Linked DNA regions of Mus musculus: regions 1, 2 and 3 are each linked to region 4. The links are chromatin loops, found by intact Hi-C in ENCODE. Cell type or tissue: left cerebral cortex. All regions are shown on one strand.

What was found. A loop is a pair of places that touch in the nucleus more often than their neighbours do. Peaks named below come from ENCODE experiments on the same cell type or tissue, not always from the same donor. Only the 100,000 strongest peaks of a DNase experiment are listed, where the experiment ranks them.
Region 1: a loop joins it to region 4, with 1.8 times the contacts of the local background. A loop is called at or near these places in 9 of 42 quality-filtered maps.
Region 2: it touches region 4 in a loop (2.8-fold over the local background); 4 of 42 quality-filtered maps call a loop at or near these places.
Region 3: it touches region 4 in a loop (2.8-fold over the local background); 11 of 42 quality-filtered maps call a loop at or near these places.

What each region holds. Positions count from the first base shown.
Region 1 is chr1:181,180,625-181,185,624 of GRCm38, forward strand. Wdr26 (WD repeat domain 26) reads right to left here. Exons shown (of 14, transcript NM_145514.5): 10 at 3,627-3,772; 11 at 3,103-3,181; 12 at 2,145-2,274; 13 at 680-865. Among named protein-coding and RNA genes, the nearest start is that of Gm38664, 28 kb to the right of the region's middle. In left cerebral cortex, no CTCF peak of the experiment used is centred here; no DNase peak of the experiment used is centred here.
Region 2 is chr1:180,861,015-180,866,014 of GRCm38, forward strand. It overlaps Sde2 (SDE2 telomere maintenance homolog (S. pombe)), which reads left to right. Exons shown (of 7, transcript NM_145943.1): 5 at 84-204; 6 at 1,344-1,827. Among named protein-coding and RNA genes, the nearest start is that of Sde2, 12 kb to the left of the region's middle. In left cerebral cortex, CTCF peaks have their summits at 2,828 (motif pointing right) and 3,829 (motif pointing left); a DNase peak (open chromatin) is centred at 2,800.
Region 3 is chr1:181,190,576-181,195,575 of GRCm38, forward strand. It overlaps Wdr26 (WD repeat domain 26), which reads right to left. Exons shown (of 14, transcript NM_145514.5): 7 at 1,186-1,324. Among named protein-coding and RNA genes, the nearest start is that of Gm38664, 18 kb to the right of the region's middle. In left cerebral cortex, no CTCF peak of the experiment used is centred here; no DNase peak of the experiment used is centred here.
Region 4 is chr1:181,128,274-181,133,273 of GRCm38, forward strand. Nvl (nuclear VCP-like) reads right to left here. Exons shown (of 23, transcript NM_026171.2): 7 at 2,465-2,597; 8 at 2,121-2,197; 9 at 1,236-1,370. Among named protein-coding and RNA genes, the nearest start is that of Nvl, 13 kb to the right of the region's middle. In left cerebral cortex, no CTCF peak of the experiment used is centred here; a DNase peak (open chromatin) is centred at 2,387.

The DNA.
Region 1 (5,000 bases), 52 kb after region 4:
CTCTGCCATATTTTGGTTCCTTCCCTATAAAATGAAAATAAAAATGTTTCTCTTACAAGACCATGAACATATGTGAGAGCAAATACTCTGAGCACACTACTCGGCACAAAGGCAGCACAGGGCGTTTTAGTTTCTTCCGTCCCTCACCATCAGACACAGTTCATGTTAGTATAGCACATTCTATATACAGTGCTAAGGTATTAGGATAATCCCAAAATGATGATCATTAAAACTAAAGTTTCTCAAGTTTTATACATTTGTTAGTTCTCATATGTATATAGAGTATTTCATGTAATGTCACATTTAAATAGCAGGACAAAACAACATGTTAATAGACTTCTGTGTGCATGCAAGGAGGTGGTAAGATATGTGGAGGTCAAAGGACAACCTTCCAGTTCAAGACAAAGTCTCATTTGCTGCTGCCCTTGCCTGACAGCCCCTGGGGGCCATCCTGTGTCCCCCTCCCATATCCCACAAAAGCACAGGCATTAGGCTAGCTTACTTTCTTCATTGCCTCTCCAAAAACAATAAAACCTAATCCTAGATTTCTTAAATTCTTTCTATAAATTGAGATAGGTGAGAAAAAAAAGACATATTCCATGTTTAATGCGCTATGTAAACATGCTGTTAACTCAGAGTGACGCTTCATCTACAGACAACACGGACTGCACGGCCTTACCTTCAATATTCTGGTGGTCTATGAAAGGTGCTGGTCCCCATATTCTAACAGTGCCATCGTCTGAGGCACTGGCCATCATGGATGGAATCTGTGGGTTCCAGCTAACACAATTTACTGTGCGCGTGTGCCCTGTGAGCTCCGCAATTGGCAGTTCACTACGTTTGTGCCAGATGTAAACCTTGTGATCTAAATGTACAGCAATTCAGAGAAATGTTAGAAAGCTGTGTTATTAACAAAATCACTGACCCCACGTTACTACACACGTTACCCCACGTTACTACACACAGAAGATTCTTCAATAGTACAGGTTACACGGAGGACATATATATGGACAGTTTAATAAATTACAAAAATAATGTGAAAGCCATGTTACCTTTTTCCTTTCCAAAAATCACAAAAACATTTGTAAGAGTTTGTCCATGTATGACTGATAAATAATTATAATCAATCTGGGGCAAGATGGTTAAGATGGCTCAGCTGTTAGGAATGTTTGCTGGCAGAGTTCAATCAATGCCCAAGCACCTACATAAGGTGGTCCCTCTAGAGGCATCCACACTCACACTCATGTGTGCACACAGACACAAACACATAATAGCATTTTTTAACAGAAAAACTCCAATTACAATGAAGAATAATAATACATAGTACAGAATAGAGATGATAATACATTCTACGGAGACCTTAGGTGACAGAAAAAAACCAAGATATCCAAACTGAAAACCAGCAACGATTGAGACTACTTAATGTAATTAAACTGTCACCATGCTATGAGGAGGGTACTATGCTTCTCCCACACTGCACAGAGGTAACGAAGTGAAGCTACCTCTCACGGCCTAAATGCAGTTAGGGATTACTGTAGACAAACACCTTATTTATATCTGTACCTTACGTGTAGTTTGTGGAAGATGCTAATCTCATAAAGTGACCATAAAAAGAATTAAATCCACTACACCGTAAAGATAAGCTAATTACACGACGATGGTTCTAATCTGAGAGCAGAACTCAAGGATAAATCAACTTTATTATGACAATCTATTGGTGAACCAAGGGGTCAGTGTGGAAATTTGTGAAATGAGCGCACTGCTCTACCTTTCAAGAGCTAGGACTCGGGGAATGCACTACTATGCCTGGTGGCTTGCTGTATTTCAATGAAGGAGCACAGGTTTGAAAAGTATGACAACAGACAGGCATCTTTGCTTCCAGAACTTGGGAGGTGGGCAGATTCCTGTGAGTTGGGGTTCATGTGAAAATGTTCAAGGAGGCCTTGGGTTCCATCACCAACAATACATAGGAAAATAAACAATCAAAACACAACAACAACAACAACAACATTAAGGACTCAAGCCACCCCCCAAAAGGTAACATTGAGAATGGACTGAGTAATTGACTAAGGAATGTAATAGCACAGCTCCCGCTTGCTGAGAAGCTGGGAGAGCTCTGCCCCAGTGAGGACAGGATACTTTACCTTCGCTGCCACTAGCAATGAAGTCTTCATTATGGCCTCCAAAACACGAGTGGATTGTATAAAACCCTTGGGTAACACCTTGATATTTCCTTACTAAAACTCTGTCTTGCAAGTCCCATAAATGAACTCCCTGTAGGAAAAAAAAGGTTTTGTTGCTGCTGTTTTCTGAGACAGCTCAACTCTGTAGCCCTAGCAGTTTTTGCCTGCACTGTGTGTGGAGCTTTTTTTTAAGTTAATCTCACTGTATGCCCCAGGCTTCCCTGGAACTCATTCTGTAGAACGGGCTGGCCTCAAACTCAAAGAGATCCACCTGCCTCGCTGCCCTAATGCTGGGATTAAAGGCGTTCAGCACTTCACCTGGCCCTCCTAAGTACAGGCATATACAGTATCACTCAGCTTAGTAGTTTATTTTGTTTTTTAAGAGACTACCTAGCTCAATGGCTCTAAAGTCCTAATGTTGGGACCGTTTAATGCAGTTCCTCATGGTGTGCTGACCCCTAACCATAAAATTATTTTGTTGCTACTCATAACTAATTTTGCTACTGTTATGAATCTTACTGTAAACATCTGATATGCAGGATATCTGATAGGTGACCCCCATGAAAAGGTCTTCCACCCAGAGAGGGGTTGTGACCCACAGGCTGAGAGCCACTGGTCTAGCCCAGCTGGCTTTGGAGCTGCTGTGTACACCAGGCTGCTCTTAATAAAAATCAGCCAGTTCTGGGATGGAAGGTGTGGTCTACCACATCCAGTCTCAACAGAATTAGCAGTAATTGTGAATATTCCTTTCCTATTGGAGCATTGTCATTTTCTATTTGTCAAAAAGGTCTGTATTTCAGCTAACTTATTTTTGATGCCTACACATTAAGCACTAAACACAGATAGTTAACACTTGTACTAATACAACAAAAGCAAATTCTCACTAAAACAAAATTTTTTAAATGTTAAAAAAACATACCTGAGTTGCTACATTTAACAAAGCTAATCGGCCATTTTTGGAAATAGTAAATGACATAATAGGATGATCTTCCTGTACTCTGTAATCAGAAAGAGCTGGTCAGGAGCAGCAAAGCAATAGTCAAGAACTTCAAATTATAAGAGACTATAAACTATTATAGCTTAAATGATATTTTGCCATTTATATACATATATAAAATGAGTTAACATGTACTACCTAGATGCCAATTCAGATTACCAATCAAAATAAAAAACAAACAAAAAATTGCTTTTCTGAAAAAGCCCAAATACACATTTTGGTATAAATTAGAGCATTTCTTTCTCTTCCCTTCCTTCCTTGGTTCCACCCCCACCCCCACCCCAGCTCCCCGCCCTCTCTCTCTCTCTTTTCAAGACAAGGTTTTCTCTGTGCAGTCCTGGCTGCTCTGGAACTCACAGACCTGCCTGCCTCTGTTTCCCTAGTCCTGGGATTAAAGGCATGGGCCACCACTATGCCTGTTCTAATGGAAACCAATTAATAGTTACATGTTTCTATCTGTCAGGTCCTCAAAGTTGTAGCCCCGGACTCTCTGGTGCGTGTCGGAAGCCAGCACAGTCTTCCCGTCACTCAAGCACCACAGGCACTGTACTCGCACTCCTTCCCAGGAGTCCAGAAGATTTCCGTCCAGGTCCTAACAGAAAATCCAAAACAACAACAAAGCACTCAGAAATGCCTGGCACTGCTTTCTGAGAACAACTTGACAAGGACCTAAGCAATGGGAGTTTGACTCCAGGTCTATTCTGTAACACCATGACATGCAGCACTGAGATATGAAAAAGGAGAACTAATGCTAAGATCAACAGCGATGAATCCCATAAGCTTCATCTTACTAGAGAGCAGCAAGTCTCAACAGCTACCCAGGAGATCCTGGAATGCAAGAGAGCTGCCTTCAAGTATAGCGCGTGACCTACCCAGAAGTAAACAGGCTGTTCCATAGCCTATTAAAATCTGCTTTATTCCACGAAGATCAACTACAACTATGAGTCTTTCTAAACACCTAACTAGAGTAATGTAGTAAGAAAAAAAAATTAAAAACAATAACCTAAAAACCCGTCAGAGTCATGTGAGGCAGTGATGTGACTGACAGATGGAACCTGCACAGCACAAGGACACTTCACTCATGTCATGTCACAGGACAATTTACCTTAGCTTAATTAAGTAGCTTACAATTGCCTGGCATGGTGGTGCATGCCTTCAATCCCAGCATTCTGTAGGCAGATGTAGGAGGGTCTTTTTGAGTTTGGGGACAGTCTGATCTACATGGGCAGGGTTAGAATAGCCACACGCTCAACCGCTGAGCTACCCTTCCAGCCCGGCATTTATTATTATTTTATTCAGCATTCTTGTGATTGTCCCACACAAGGTCTCCTAAACCCCAGGCTGACCACGCAGCCAAGGAGGACCTTCAGTTTAGGACCCCACTGTCTCCACTTCCCACGGCTACAACTGCAGTGTGGGGAGCCAGCTCAGAGCTCTGCAGTGTGCTAGCCACACATTCCATAAACTGAGCTACATACACGCCCCACACACATTGTTTATTACTTTTGAGCCGGGGTCTCTTAGAGTCCAGGTTGGTATCTAATTCACTACAGTCCAGGCTATCCTTTAACTGCAAATTTCCCGACTCAGTCTCCCAAGTGCAAGGATTACAGCCATGGGCCGCCATGCCTGACTAGTAATGTTTTACTTTCTAAACCTACTCAAAAGAAACTGCTGACATTTTCAGTCCTATAAATTAGTACCTTTGTTTTAGAGACAGAGACTATGTAGTCTTGGCTGACCGAACTCAAGAGATCCACCCACAACTGCCTCCAAAATACCGGGAGTATAGCTAATTCTACACTTTTCATGAATACCTG
Region 2 (5,000 bases), 270 kb before region 4:
AGTCTGTGTGAAAACTTGTTACTAAATACAGAGCTTCAGATTATAGATTGTATCCTGATAGCAATGGCTAAATTTTCATTTAGGTATGCAGGCTGCATCCAGCAAGATGGTATCAGCAGAAATCACTGAGACTCGGAAACGGCCTAACAAGTCAAAAACGGACCAGGAAACTAGTGCAAAAAAAAGGAAAAGGAAATGCTTTTGGTAAGTCCTTCCTGTTTCCTCCACATTGATCTTGGAGGACCTGTGTGCCGTTTCCACCTTATCTGTTGGCACAAGTGCCAGTCCTCCCCTCCCCCCTTCTCCTGATTTTCTTCTTTTTTTAATTTTTAAGATGTATGTATTCTATGTATATGAGTACACTGTAGCTGTCTTCAGACACACCAGAAGAAGGCATCAGATCCCATCACAGATGGTTGTGAGCTACCATGTGGTTGCTGGGAATTGAACTCAGGACCTTTGGAAGAGCAGTTGGTGCTCTTAACCACTGAGCCATCTCTCCAGCCCCCGATTTTCTTTTGTTTGTTTCTTTGTTTCTAATATTTATGTGAAATAGGGTACTGCTCTGCCTGCCAGGCTGCCCTTCAGCCTTGGGGCTCTCCTGTGTCAGCCTTCTCTGCTTGGATTGCAGATCACCAACGTGGGCTCCACACTCAGGGCTCAAACAAGCACGTTTTTAAGTAGCATTGCTGGGAGCACTCAGAGCTTCAGATTGTGTTGATTGTGCCCTGTACACACTGAAGCCATTTGGCAGAATCTGAACAATACATTTGGGTGTGTATGTGGTCTGTGTGTGTGTGTGTGTATGGGTGGGTGCGCGCACACGCTATTCTCCTAAAATTACCCTTGGAACTTTCCCTTTCTGTATCAATTCCAACTGTTGATAGTTAGACACAGTAATTGATAGTTAGACACAGTAAAAAGCCATATGAAAGTGCTTAGGGACTGATTGCCCTTCCAAAGGTCATGAGTTCAAATCCCAGCAACCACATGATGGCTCACAACCATCTGTAATGAGATCTGATGCTCTTCTCTGGTGTGTCTGAAGACAGCTACAGTGTACTTATATAAAATAAATAAATAAGTCTTTAAAAAAAAAAAAAACAAAGTGCTTAGGTCTGAGGGTACTGGCGAGAACATGGCGCTCGCGTCTGGCTTTACAGTGGTTGAATGCAGCCCTCTTGAGTTGTTTCCCCTTCTGTTTATGCTTCAGAACATACTTTTCTGAAACTTGCCTACTTGCCATTTTAAGCTAGCCTGTGTTCCTTAGACAGAGAATCCTCCATGCAGGGAGAAAGGGATAGGCTGGGAATGGAGTCACGCCCTTCTGCTTCTCCCCACAGGTTGGGCATGGATGGGCTGGAGGCTGCCGAGGGGTCCAGTACTGGAAGCTCAGAGGACAGCTCAGAGGATGACAGTGAGGATGCTCCTGGGACTTCGGAGCAGAGCTGCTGTGCTCGGGAAGACGGCATTGATGCTGTAGAGGTGGCAGCCGACCGACCTGGCAGTCCTCGGAGCTCGGCCTCTGGTACACACTCTGAGTCACCTGAAAAGCTTCAGTGCCCCGTGACCGAGCCTGGGCAGGGCATTTTGGAGAACACAGGAACTGAGCCAGGAGAGACCTCTGACAAGGAGTGCAACGAGAGGAAGACAGTCACAGACCCAGAGGAGACGCCAGCAAGGAAGGAAACAGAGAGTCATGAGGCCACAGAAAAGGACCAAAAGACAGGAATGTCTGGTGGGGACAGAGCTGCCATGGTTTTGTCTGGAGAAGACAGGAAAAGTGTCCCTGCTGCTAATCTGGAGGGAAACAACTCAGGAGACACAGTATGTTGGGGTCTTGTTTTCACTCTTAACAGGGACTGGGGGTGGGGGTGTAGTGCACACTTTTAGTCCCAGCACTAGGCCAGCCTGGTCTGCAGAGCGAGTTTTCAGGGCAGCCAGGGCTACACAAAGAAACCATATCTCAGACAGACAGACAGACAAACAAAACCAAGCAAACAGACTGGAGAGATGGCTCAGTGGTAAAGAGCACAGATTGCTCTTCAAGAGTTCAATTCCCAGCAACTACATGGTGGCTCACAACCATCTGTAATGGGATCTGATGCCGAGTTTTGTGTGTCTGAAGACAGCTACAGTGTACACATATACATGAAAATAAATAAATCTTAACAAACAAACAACAGCAACAACAGAAATAGCGAGTGAGAGCACTGGGGTGCATGCTCTGGAACTTGCTATGTAGACCAGGCTGGCCCCAAAGTGAAGGTCTTCCTGCCTCTACCTCTCCAGCACTGGGATGACAGACATGAGCCACCAACCCAGCCCTTGCCATTTCTCTTCTAATGTTTTTCTTACGTGTATGACTGATCTGCTTGCATGTGTGTTTGTGTGGGAAGCGCATGTATGGCACCCACAGAGACTGAAGGAGGGCATTGGTCCACTGGGGTTCCAGGCCATGTCCTCTGGGAGAGCAGGTGGTGCGCTTAGCCTCCGAGCTCTCTCCATCCATTTAGTCTGGTTGGTTTTGTTGTTTTGTTTAAGATAGGGTCTCACTTCTGTGTCTGGCTTGGGACTCTCTAGTCCAGGCTGCCTTGAACTCAGTGTAATTCTTCTCAGCCTTCAAAATCTATGACTACAAAGTAATCTACTGCAGGGGTTTGGGTTGTTTGTTAGTTTGTTTTTGGTGGGGGGTTGCAGTAGTGTCTGATCTGCACAGTAAAGGGTTAAGATGCAGATGTGCCTCTTCCCCAACAGCTGCTTAGTGAAAACCATTTAATCCCACAGATGAGAGAAGCTTGTCCTCTAAGCTCTGAAATTTCACTGTTCTGCCACTAGGTGGAGTCCTTGGTGCCATGTTTTTCAGTTCTAAGATAGAGCTTCACATTTGGCCTCGTTTGGAATTTTTCTTTTTCTTTTCTTCTTTTTTTTTAAGTGTTTTTTTTTTGTTTGTTTGTTTGTTTTATGGTTGAGGAGAAGGTTTTTAATGTAGATAGGAGAGAGAGTACAGCCAGTGGCATCTGAAAAGGGTTCAGATGGAATTGGGCCGTGGGGGATTGGAGATGAGGAGGGAAGGAGGGAGAGAGGGAAGGAGGGAGGGAGGGAGGGCAGGATGTGGGGCAAGTGCACCCATAGCTGAGGACCCAGAGGACCAAGAGAGCAAGTGGCAGTGATGGCAGGTTTCATAGAGAAGAGAAGCCCTGTTTAAGACAGAGTCTCACTGTGTGGCCCTGGCTGTGTTGGAACTCACTATGTAGACCAGGCTGGCCTCAAACTCATAGATATCTTCCCAGGTGCTGAGATGAAACTCACACTACCATGCCTGACTTGTATTTATTTGTGTGTGTGTGTCTGTTTGTCTGTCTGTCTGTCTTTGTGTGTATATTCATGAGTGTGTATGGTTGCCCAGATAGTCCAGAAGAGGGTGTCTGATCCCTTGGTGTTACAGGTATTTGTGAACCACCTGCGGCTAATATCCAAACTCCAGGCCGCATGATAGGGCAGTGGATGTTCTTGAACATTGAGCCTTCTTTCTAGCCCACTGTTTATTTCTTTATACATGCAATAACAAGTCTATATTGGTACTTTCAAGTTGATCAAGTGCGCTATGTTTCCTACTACTAAATTGAGGCTTGTGGTTTTCTTTTCCTTTCCTTTTCTTTTTCTTTTTTTGAGACAGGGTCTTTCTGTGTAGCCTCTGCTGTCCTGGAACTCACTATGTAGACCAGACTGACCCTCTGCATCCCGATTGCTGCGATCAAAGATATGTATACACACACACACACCGCCCCCTAGAGTTTTCTTTCTTATGTGAGACAAAATAATTGTCACCTGGATATAAAGGTCTTTCCTATAGAAGAGAAAAACCCATTTCTTTTATCATTAAATCTAAGTCTCACATTCTGTCCTTTTTGTCCTTTTATTTGGGACCTTTAGCTTAAGAGCTGAACCATCTCTCCAGCCCCTACATGGCAAGGACTATCCCTAGCGCTCTTGTGAAGGTGAAAGGAGAGGGCAGAGCCAGAGTTGTCCTCACACACATGCCCACACATGTCACACACAGGAAGGACATTACGTTTCAGGGAGCGGGGGAGATGGCTCAGTTAAGAGAGCACTGGCCTCTCTGCCAGAGGACCTGGGTTTGATTCTCAGCACGCACATGCACACACAGCTGTCTTTAACTCTGGTTCCAAAGGATCTGATCTCCCCCCCTCCCCCCCCCCTCGCCTCCCTGGCTATGAGGGCACCAAGCACACACACAGTTCTCAAGACATACCTGCAGGCAAAATACCCATACACATAAAATTAAATAAAACTTTAAGAAGGAAGAAAAATCCTTGCAGGGCCTTAGAAGTGTTGAGTTTCGTCTGAAAGTCTGTAAAGGTGTTTTAGGTAGAACAGCTGCGAGCCCATCACACACATCTTCTTTAATCACCATGTAAGTGGAAGCACGTTGGTCTCCTTACGTAGCTAGTACTGAACGCTCGAAGCTCGTGGAGCACAGAGTAAGAGTGGCTACCCACCAGTATTAGCCTTTGGGTGCCTGCTCTTATGATAAAATTATGAGAGTAGGCTTGCTCTGTATTATAACTGGTGAAATCTGAAAAGAAAGAGTAACGTTAACAACATGTTCTGAGCTGGGAGTGCTGGGCCTCACCTCTAACACCCCAGCACATGGGAGGGAGGCAGAGGCAGGAGTGCTGCTAAATGTTTTAGGCCAGGGATACATACATAGCAAGACCCAGTCTTAAAAAGCCAAAAACAGATGCCAGGTATGGTGGTGTGTGCCTGTATCCTAGCCCTTGAGAGGCAGAGACAGGAGGATGAGGAGGATGAGGAGTTCAAGGCCAGCTTCAGCTACATAAGCAAATTCAAATTTAGCTTTGAGTATATGAGACCCTGTTGTGGGACTGGGGAGGAACTGTATGCTTGTCGCTGTCGTGAGTGTGTCTAGTCAGTAGCAGGGAGAAAATACAGCGAATGGCACTGCCTTAAAATAG
Region 3 (5,000 bases), 62 kb after region 4:
CAGTTTCCTCATCGCAATTCAAGACACCGTATTTCAGCACATCCAAGTCACTCAGTCAAATAATGCATACCAACTTGGCACAATCTCTAGTACTTAACACTGTATGTACAACTGGAATAATATCAATCTATGAACATAAAAAAAGAAAAACACTCCGGGCAGTGGTGGCGCACGCCTTTAATCCCAGCACTCGGGAGGCAGAGGCAGGCCGATTTCTGAGTTCGAGGCCAGCCTGGTCTACAGAGTGAGTTCCAGGACAACCAGGGCTACACAGAGAAACCCGGTCTTAGGAAAAAAAAAAAAAAAAAAAAAAAAGAAAGAAAGAAAAAGAAAAACCCAAACAGGAAAAAAATTGGAAAAAAGTGATTAACATTGTCAGGCATGATGATAAATCTGTACCTGCCCAGGGTTCAGGAAGGAAGTTCTCCAAAAGCCTTGGAAGCTGAATAAGAACCTCTCTCAAAAATAAATAAATAAACAATGACAACAACAACAAAAATCAAGTGACAAATATGACCAAAAGGGACTTCCAGAGGACTTATACATGTGTACATTAAAACTAAGTAGGCATGTGGTGGCTCACATTTTTAATCCCAGTACTCAGGAGGCAGAGGCGGGTAGATCTCCGAGTTTGAGGCAGTTTGGTCTACAGAGTGAGTTCCAGGACAGCCAGAGATACACAGAGAAACTGGTCTTAGAAAATAACAACAAGGGGACTGGTGAGATGGCTCAGTGGGTAAGAGCACCCGACTGTTCTTCCGAAGGTCCAGAGTTCAAATCCCAGCAACCACATGGTGGCTCACAGCCATCTGTAACAAGATCTGACGCCCTCTTCTGGAGTGTCTGAAGACAGCTACAGTGTACTTACATATAATAAATAAATAAATCTTTAAAAAAAAAAAAAAAAAAAAAAAAGAAAATAACAACAAAAAGGTAACTAGTGAGTTAAGATTCAAAAATACCCTTTCAGGGCTGGAGAGAGAGCCTCGTACTGTTACTCTGGCATAGGACCTGGGTTTAAATTGCTGGAATCTACACAGTGGTTCATAGCCATGGAATAACTTGGATCAGATGCATTCTTCAGGCCGATGCAAGTAAGGCGCACATATGATGCACATGCACATATGCTGACACACACAAACAAATCTAAACTATGTAAGTACACACACACAGAGGAATACATACCGGATCAACTTGCCATATGATAACTGTGGTATCCTTTGATCCTGTTGCTAGTTTAGTGCCATCATTAGAAAATTTACAGAACCACACTTCATTACAATGCTCTGTAAGTATCTGTTGAGTGTAACAGGGAAACTGCCTCCTAAAACAAACAAATCCGCACATAATTATTCTTTCAAAGCATATTCAGCAATGAGGACATTTCACAACTGAGAGAACTTTGGGCGATCACATCACAAACCTCAATATAAACATGAATGCACTTACAACTCAAGAGTAAAATTTACTTTGGAATGTTGAAAAATGAAACATTATTAAATACTTTTTTTTCCAAGCCAACTCTAATGAAAATCTGTTAATATAAAATCTAATTCAACCTAAAGCTTACTTTTTTTCTACCTTCTGAACGCTACTTGGTCTGATTAAAACAATTCATATAAATTATTATTCATGAATTGTTTACCCACTTTATAGATGAATGACGGTTGTTTTACAAGGAACTAGGAACAATGTAGCATTTTAAAGCATGTAAAATCGGTAAGCTATTGTCAAAGACTTGGTATGACAAAAGAAAATGGAGGTGGCAGTGAGATGGGAAACTGCCTGCTGGTCAGCTGACCTACTGACAACCCTAAGTCCCAATGCTGCCCACTGCCTCCACACACGTGCTGTGACACACATGCACGCACTCATTAAAAACTGATGAGAGGGGCTAGCAAGACGGCTCAATGGGTAAAGTGTTTGCTGTCAAGCCCGACAACCTGGTTCAATTCCCGGGACCCACATGATGAAAGGATAGAAACAACTCTTGCAGGGAACGTGTTGTGTTTCACCTACATATGTGTGTGCGCATCACACGCATGCCTCATGTACCCGTGGAAGCCAGGAGAGGGTGTCAGGTTCCTTGGAACTGGAGTTACAGTAGTGAGCTACCATGTGAGTACTGGGAACCAAACCACCAAGAACAGCAAGGGATCTTTTAACCACTGGGCCATGTACGTCTCCAGACCTCCGACTCCATTTTGAGGCTGCTTCTTACTACTACAGCTCAGTCTTATCTGAAACGCTTTATCTTTCTGCCTCAGTCTTCCAAGTACTGGATTAATAATAGGCAAGCAGGTATGACTTTTGCTTAAGGTCACACTTTTAAATTTATCACCGAAGACTTCAAAAGTCTTCTCTAATTTTTTTCCCCCAACCAATAAATAACAGAAGCTAAGATAGTGGCAAGAGCCTATGGTCCCAGCACCTGAAGTTCTGGCAGGAAGACCGACTGAGCCCAAGAGTTTGAGACCAGCATGGGCAACACAGCAAGACCATGTCAAAAGAAACGTGTACTGGTATGCACATAGAGAGAAGAGCACTGTCACCTCATCGGCCTGACAGGTTACAATTAGCTTTAGGAGGTAATACTTGGCAACCTTAAACTTTTAGATTACTTAACTAAAAAGTACATCAATTATTAAAGTTATTTTTCTGAACTGAAATTACACATATTTGTATTTTATTAAGCATGTATTGGCATGTACAGTACCAAGTATTGTATGTGATACCTTTCAAAGGATACTGTTTTAAACTTTACTTTTGTCTCATGTATATGGGTGTTGTCTGCATTTATGTTTGTGTACCCTTGTGTGCAGTATCCACAGATGTCCACAGAAGCTAGAAGACGGCACTGGACACCCTGGAACTGGAGTTAGAGACAGCTGTTAACCATGTAGGTCCATGTAGGTGCTGGGAACAAAACCTGAGCCCTCCTCAAGAACAAGTACTCTTAACTACTGAGCCACTGAATGCTGAGCCATTCAACAATTAGTATCGTTTTTTTTTTTTTTTTTTTTTTGGTTTTTTGAGACAGGGTTTCTCTGTAAAGCCCTGGCTGTCCTGGAACTCCCTTTGTAGACCAGGCTGGCCTCGAACTCAGAAATCACCTGCCTCTGCCTCCCAAATGCTGGGGTTAAAGGTGTGCACCACAACGCCCGGCTAGTATTCTTGAAACTAATTTGACAAGAGAAATTTTATCAACACCATTTTTACAAGGCTCAAAAAACCAAGTATCTTACCAGATTTTCACAAAACTATTAGTACCTGAACTACAATTTGAGCCTAAGATAAGCTGCACTAATTTTTTAAATGTCAAGTTTACATATTTTTCTAAGACTGAATTTCAATTAAAAAAAGTTTAAATGCCTAAAGTTAAACACAGTAAAAAAGATTCATTTAGATTAGCAAATTACATTTTACGTAAGGACTGACTCAAAATTACAGAGCATAAATCATTTCATCTATTGACAGCTGTCAGTTATTTTATTATTCAATCTTTATTAAGAAAAGGCGGGGCTGGAGAGAATGCTCAGTGGGTAAGAGCACATGCTGCTCTTGTAGGAAGACCCAAGCTCAGTTCCCAGCACCTACATGGTGGCTCACAACTGTCTGTGACTCGTCCTAGGACATCTGTTACACCCATCTGGGCTCTGTGGGCCCCAGGCATGCACATAGTGCACAGGGCAGGACATTCACATGCATAAAATAAAATCTTTTTTTTTTTTAATTTAAAAATAAAGACTACAGTAACATGCAAATTTAATGGCCTTTTTCAGATACACAACTGATAGTTGATGTCTGCTTTCAAAAAATTTAAAATTTAAGATGGTATTAAAAATCAGTACCATGTGAAAGAAAACAGTTAAGTGTAACATTTTGACCAAAGTCAATCTTTAAATTGTGTCTACAAATATTTGTAATTATCCTTTACTAAAAAATTAACATTTATAAAGCAGCCTATGAAAACATACTTCCATTAATTACTGGTGTTAAAACAAAAAAAAGCTCAGAAAATCATTTCTCCTTTTTCAAAAAATCTATTCCTTACTAGTTAAATTTAACCAAAACTATGAGCACATAACTGACAAAAGCCTCTCCTCTCCAGTGCTCACATGGGTGTCCAGTGTCAGGATTCAGCAACTCTCCAGAGAGGAAAGAATGGACCACTCTCAATGTTTACATGTAATTTCAGAGAATTTCTAGCTCCAATGCTAAAATCTACTTTTCTAGAAGAAAATAAACCAGATGGCTAAAAATGATCAACTTTTCTTTTGAAGACCTCCAGCTAAACTTAAGGAATTAAAGTGAGGCTCTATTTTCCAGTTTGGCAAGGAAGGGTACAACTTACTGAGTTAATGCCTGGTGTTAATCACTTAGTGTCCTTAAAATCTACCTCTAGAATGAACAGCGGGCTGGCTCCTGGTTTTCCGGCTTGGTAAACTGGGTAGGTAGATTCTCCCTGAGTCAGGAAATGCAGGGGTGGGAAAGAAGGCTTGGCAGCTGAAGTTCTTACATGCAAGCAAGAGGACGGGAGTTCAGATGCCTGAACCCCATGTAAAGGCCAGGTGGATATGATGGCCAGCCTGCAACTCCAGCCTTTGAAGGTGGAGGCAGGGGCCCCTGGAGCAAGCTGGCTAGAGACTTGCTGGGAGTGCTGAGCTCCAGGTTCAGCGAGAGACCCTGTCTCAAAAGAATAAAGTGGAACAACAACTGAGGAAGATTTCCAACACCAACCTTGGGCCTCCACACAGATGCACCCACATGTACATGTGTATGTGTTTCCACACACAAGGGCCCACACATGTAAAAACATTCACTCAAGCATATATATCATACACGTGAAAAACAAAAATAATAAAAAAGAATTTAAGTGTAAAAAACAGCCTTAGCAGGTCTGAGTAAGAGGTAGAGAATATCTATTTGGATTTGCTATGTTTAACCAGAGCAATAGCCACACTGCACTCGGGTCTGAGGCAAGAGAGAAAAACTGCAGC
Region 4 (5,000 bases):
AAATCCGCCTTCCTCTGCCTCCCAAGTGCTGGGATTAAAGGAGTGAACCACCGCTGCCCAGCAACAAATTTATTTTTAAAAAGACAAATCAAGTTGCTTTTAACAAGTGAGTTTGTTCTATTAATGACTAGAATAATATGCTACTCTGCTAGAAAGTTCCTTGGACTTATACTTTATCATGAAATAAGTTTCCAAAAAATTTGATAGGACAGAACTGCTAACTCTTTATTTTGCAAAATAAGTGTCTTTTTGTGTTTGTGAGTGCAGAGGTGGATGTGGTTGATATAAGAAGAAATATACAGTTTAAAGCCAAAGATAGCTTTAAACTTACAATTGTGCCTTAGTCCAAACAACACTGGACTAATACAAACCTAACTGATCTTTTAAAAACTATTTTAGAAGGGCATTTTAACAGTGGAAATTTTAAATAAATTTAGTTCCAAGAGAAAACCATTATTTTGCATATTTTGCTGATTTTAAGAATGACTAGGATAAAAGAGAAGCAGCTCCAATGCAAACTAAATGTTTAGCTTTACAATTACGCTATTTTTGCTTCCTACCCAAGTTTTGTCACAGACACAATACTTGCATCCATTAAAAAGCAGCCCCAGCAGCGTAAGCAGCAGCATGAAAAGGTAAATGAACCAAGCTGAGGCTGGGATGGCTCAATCTGCGTAACGTGCTTGGCAGCATGAGAACCTGTGTCTGGAACTACGGTGCAGATGGGAAGGCAGGCAGTGAGCTCCACATCTGTAGCCCCAGCACAGGCAGGGTAAAGGACAGCTCCAAGGGGCTGGAGAGATGGCTCAGCAGTTAAGAGCACTGACTGCTCTTCCAGCGATCCTGAGTTCAAATCCCAGCAACCACATGATAGCTCACAACCATCTGTAATGAGATCTGATGCCCTCTTCTGGTGTGTCTGAAGACAGCTACAGTGTACTCATATAAATGAAATAAATAAATCTTAAAAAAAAAAAAAAGGATGGCCCCTGGTTTTGCTAGGCTGCAGACCTAGCCAAATCAAGTGAGCCAGGCTCAAACAGAAACCCTTGTCTCAAAACAACAAAAAGACAATGAGGAAGATGATGAGGGAGGAAGAAAGAGAGGGAGAGGAGGGAGAAGGGGAATCTCTTACTGATTAAATTTGCTTCCTAAAGAGATACCAGGTCTAATTGGAATTGACCAAAGACACAAACAAACAAAACAAACAGAAATGCAGCAACAACTAGCCTCACCCCTGCTATTGCGTGTGCAAGTAATGTCTTCCCACAGCCTGGTGGTCCATGCAGGAGAACTCCACGAGGGGGCACGACACCAAGGTGCTGGTATACCTCTGGATGGCGCATGTGTATGAGCATTTTGCAGACTTCCTGCCAAGGAATAAGCATAAAAGATGTCTTCCTCAGCTCGAGAAAGAAAGAATCAAAGTAGAATGAAATGCCCCAACACCAAAATATACTAAACAGAAGACAGGCTTTAGGCTTTGCTTTGAGCTGAGTCCCAGCATTTAATGCTATGTACATAATTTCTGCTACATTTCCATGCTTTATTTCCTAAACTATAAAAATATCTCACAAAATACCACAAAAAGTAACTAACAGTAACTGTAACAGAGAAGACAGTAGAAAGCTGCCGTGATCACTATTAATGTCATTATTGTTAGTACTGTCAGAACAGTGTGACTTACAAGGCATGCACTTCACACACATTAGAACTAAAGATGTGAAGACAGAAAGCTTAGTACCCTGAAGGTTCAGGTTTGCTCACCTCACCTTCCCAATCTTTTTTTCTGCACTTACTTCACATTAAAAACCAAAGGACTGGAGAGGTGGCTGGGGTGAAGAGCACTGGCTGCTCTTGCAGAGAATCTGCGTTTGTTTCCTAACATCTACATGATGGCTCACACGTGTCTGTTAAAATCAGTTCCAGTGAATCTGACAACTTCTTCCAACCTCTGAGGGCACCAGGCATGCAACAGGTACACAAACATACATGCAAGCAAGCAGAACACCTATATACATTTTTGTTTTCATTTAAATTAAAAATAGGCAGGCTTTGTTAGTGTAAATGGTTAACAATATACACATTGCATTTAATGTTATTTCTCAATTGGCACTAACTTTTAATGTTGCATCATTGCCTCCAACATCTTCAAACTTCACATTGGAAATCTGCAACTCTGTACTCCTTGCTTTGGCTGTTAAAAAACAAAAAAGGTAAAGAGATTAGTGATTCCATACAAAAATACAACTAAAGAACCGTTAGATAAAAAAATGTTTTTCAACTAGGTTTTCCCACATACAAACAGTTCTCAAACAAAACAATTCAAAATACCCACACCACTGCCACCGACAGCTCACCCACACCACAGCCATCGACAGCTCACCCACACCACTGCCACCGACAGCTCACCCACACCACAGCCATCAACAGCTCACCCACACCACTGCTACTGACAGCTTACCTTTCTTTTGCAGAAGAGCTTCTATTTCTCCATCTACTTCTTGAAGATTCTCTGTTTTTCTTTTGTTTCCTTTGCCCTTTGCCCTACCTTTCCTTTTCTTATCACTTTCCAAAAGAGAAGAGTCTTTTAAAATCTGGGGAGAAAATACAAAAATTCTGTATTTCAGATTACAATGCTAACAGATGTTTCTTCAAGGACAGCTATATCCATTTGTGCTATAGCACTGCTAACTACTCGCAATCTCTTTGCTCAAGGATTCTGCCTTCTTTCAGAAACCTGAAAGCTTAAATTTTTTATTTGATAATTTTTTTCTCACCTGTGCCAGTTAATCTCTTCTAAAAGACTTGAGGCATATAAACATCAGGTTCTTACCAATTATAATAATGTTCTTGATAGTTGAATACTTGTAGCTTAAAGTAAAGATACTGGGGAACAGCCCACTAATAGTGTAAATGGAAAACCTGCAACCTCAACACTTTGGAGTAAAAACAGAAGAATCTGTTTAAGGCATTTTTAGCCTCATAACAATTTCAAAGTTAGACTAGGCTACAAAAAAAAACCCTATTTCAAGGGCTGAAGAGATGGCTCAGCGGTTAAGAGCACTGACTGCTCTTCCAGAGGTCCTGAGTTCAAATCCCAGCAACCACATGGTGGCTCACAACTGTCTGTAATGAAATCTGATGCCCTCTTCTGGTGTGTCTGAAGATAGCTATAGTGTACTTACATATAATAATAATAATAATAATAATAATAATAATAATAATAATAATAGCCTATTTCAAGATCCAAAATCAAAACAAAATAGGTCTCAGTTTGTAAAGTATCATAAAATCATGAGGTCTGAGTTCAGACCCCTCCCCACCCACACATAAAAAGCTGTGTGCAATGAGGTCGGTCTGTAATGCCAGTGCTGGCAAGGCAAAGACAAGAGGGTGCTATAGCTATATGCCTATAGACAAGAGGGTGCTATAGCTATATGCCTATAGACAAGAGGATGCTATAGCTATATGCCTATAGACAAGAGGATGCTATAGCCTATAGACAAGAGGATGCTATAGCTATATGCCTATAGACAAGAGGATGCTATAGCTATATGCCTATAGACAAGAGGATGCTATAGCTATATGCCTATAGCTTGCTGGTGAGCCAGGATAGCACAACTAGAAAGCCTCACATTTAGTGAGATATTTTGAGATCACAGACATCCCCTTTTCCGTGTGTGCTTTAAGTTTATTCTGTTGTTTTTGTTGTTATTACAGGGTTTCTCTGGGTAGCCCTGGCTGTCCTGGAATTCACTCTGAAACCAGGGTAGCCTTGAAACTCAGGCATGAGTCACCAGTGACCGGCTGACTGTTCTTTCTCAAAGAAAAGGTAGAGAGCAATTGAGAGACATCTGACATTGCTCTCTGGTATGTGACTCACACATGCATTTGCAAATAAACACGCTCATGTGCACGTAGGCACACATGAAAGAATCCGCCAGACCAAGGCTTGGTGCTGAGAAACGAGTTACAGCAGCACTGTTCAGGAGAAGCACATCACAAGTCACACATGTTGTATATATCACTGTGTACACCTCACAGCACACTAACAACACACACTTAAATGTAGACAATAAAGAGGCATTTCATAGGTGCAAACTACTGAACCCAGAGCCTTACATATTCTAAGCACTAAATGAACCACTGAGCCACACTCATCTACCAACAAATCTATTTTAATTAACACACCCCGAACACTCTCCTTTCAACACAGTTAATACAAGAAGTTACTAATGAGCAGAGTCCCAGCAGTCAGGAGGCAGAAGCAGGACTGCCTCAAATTTAAGGCAGCTCAGTCTATAGGACAAGTTCCAAGGCAACCAGCAACATGTCTAAGCTCAGCTGCTAATGAGGTGGTTTGTTTTGTTTTTTTGTTTTGTTTTGTTTTTTGAGACAAGATTGTAGCTGACAATTTTGGATTGTTTTCTTTGAAAAACACAGAAATATTATGGGAATATGCTTTAGGGTTTTTTTTTGTTTTTTGTTTTTTTGTTTTTGTTTTTTCGCACCACCACACCCAGCTCATGCTTTTGTTTTAATGCTAAGTGTGGGATACTGGTTTCAGTTTGTCCACAACATCTGACTACGATTTGCCTTATGCTCTAACAGGCGTGATTTTGCCAGCATCAGTTTTTGAGATAGTGTTGACGTTTGAAATTCTGGGTACTTTTCAGAGATCATATAAAATGCTAGGGTCCCCAAGAGGTGTGGTGGGTTGTTGGTTGTTTGCTATTGGTGTGGTCTGTTAAGTAGTCCTATGCAAGAAGAAAGAAGAAACTAGATATTCTGATAGCAAAGATCAGACTTGCCCTATGGAACCAGTTGCCCCTAGTCAGCAGAAAACAGTCTAATGATAACACCCCCTTTCCTTTCTACCCCTTTTTCTTTCCTATCTAGTTTAAGGGGTTGAAAGGGTGGAAGAAAGAAGAACCCACAAAGTAGCCAAAGTTAGCAAAAAGAGACAGCTACACAGGGTTTCTCTGTGCAGCACTGTC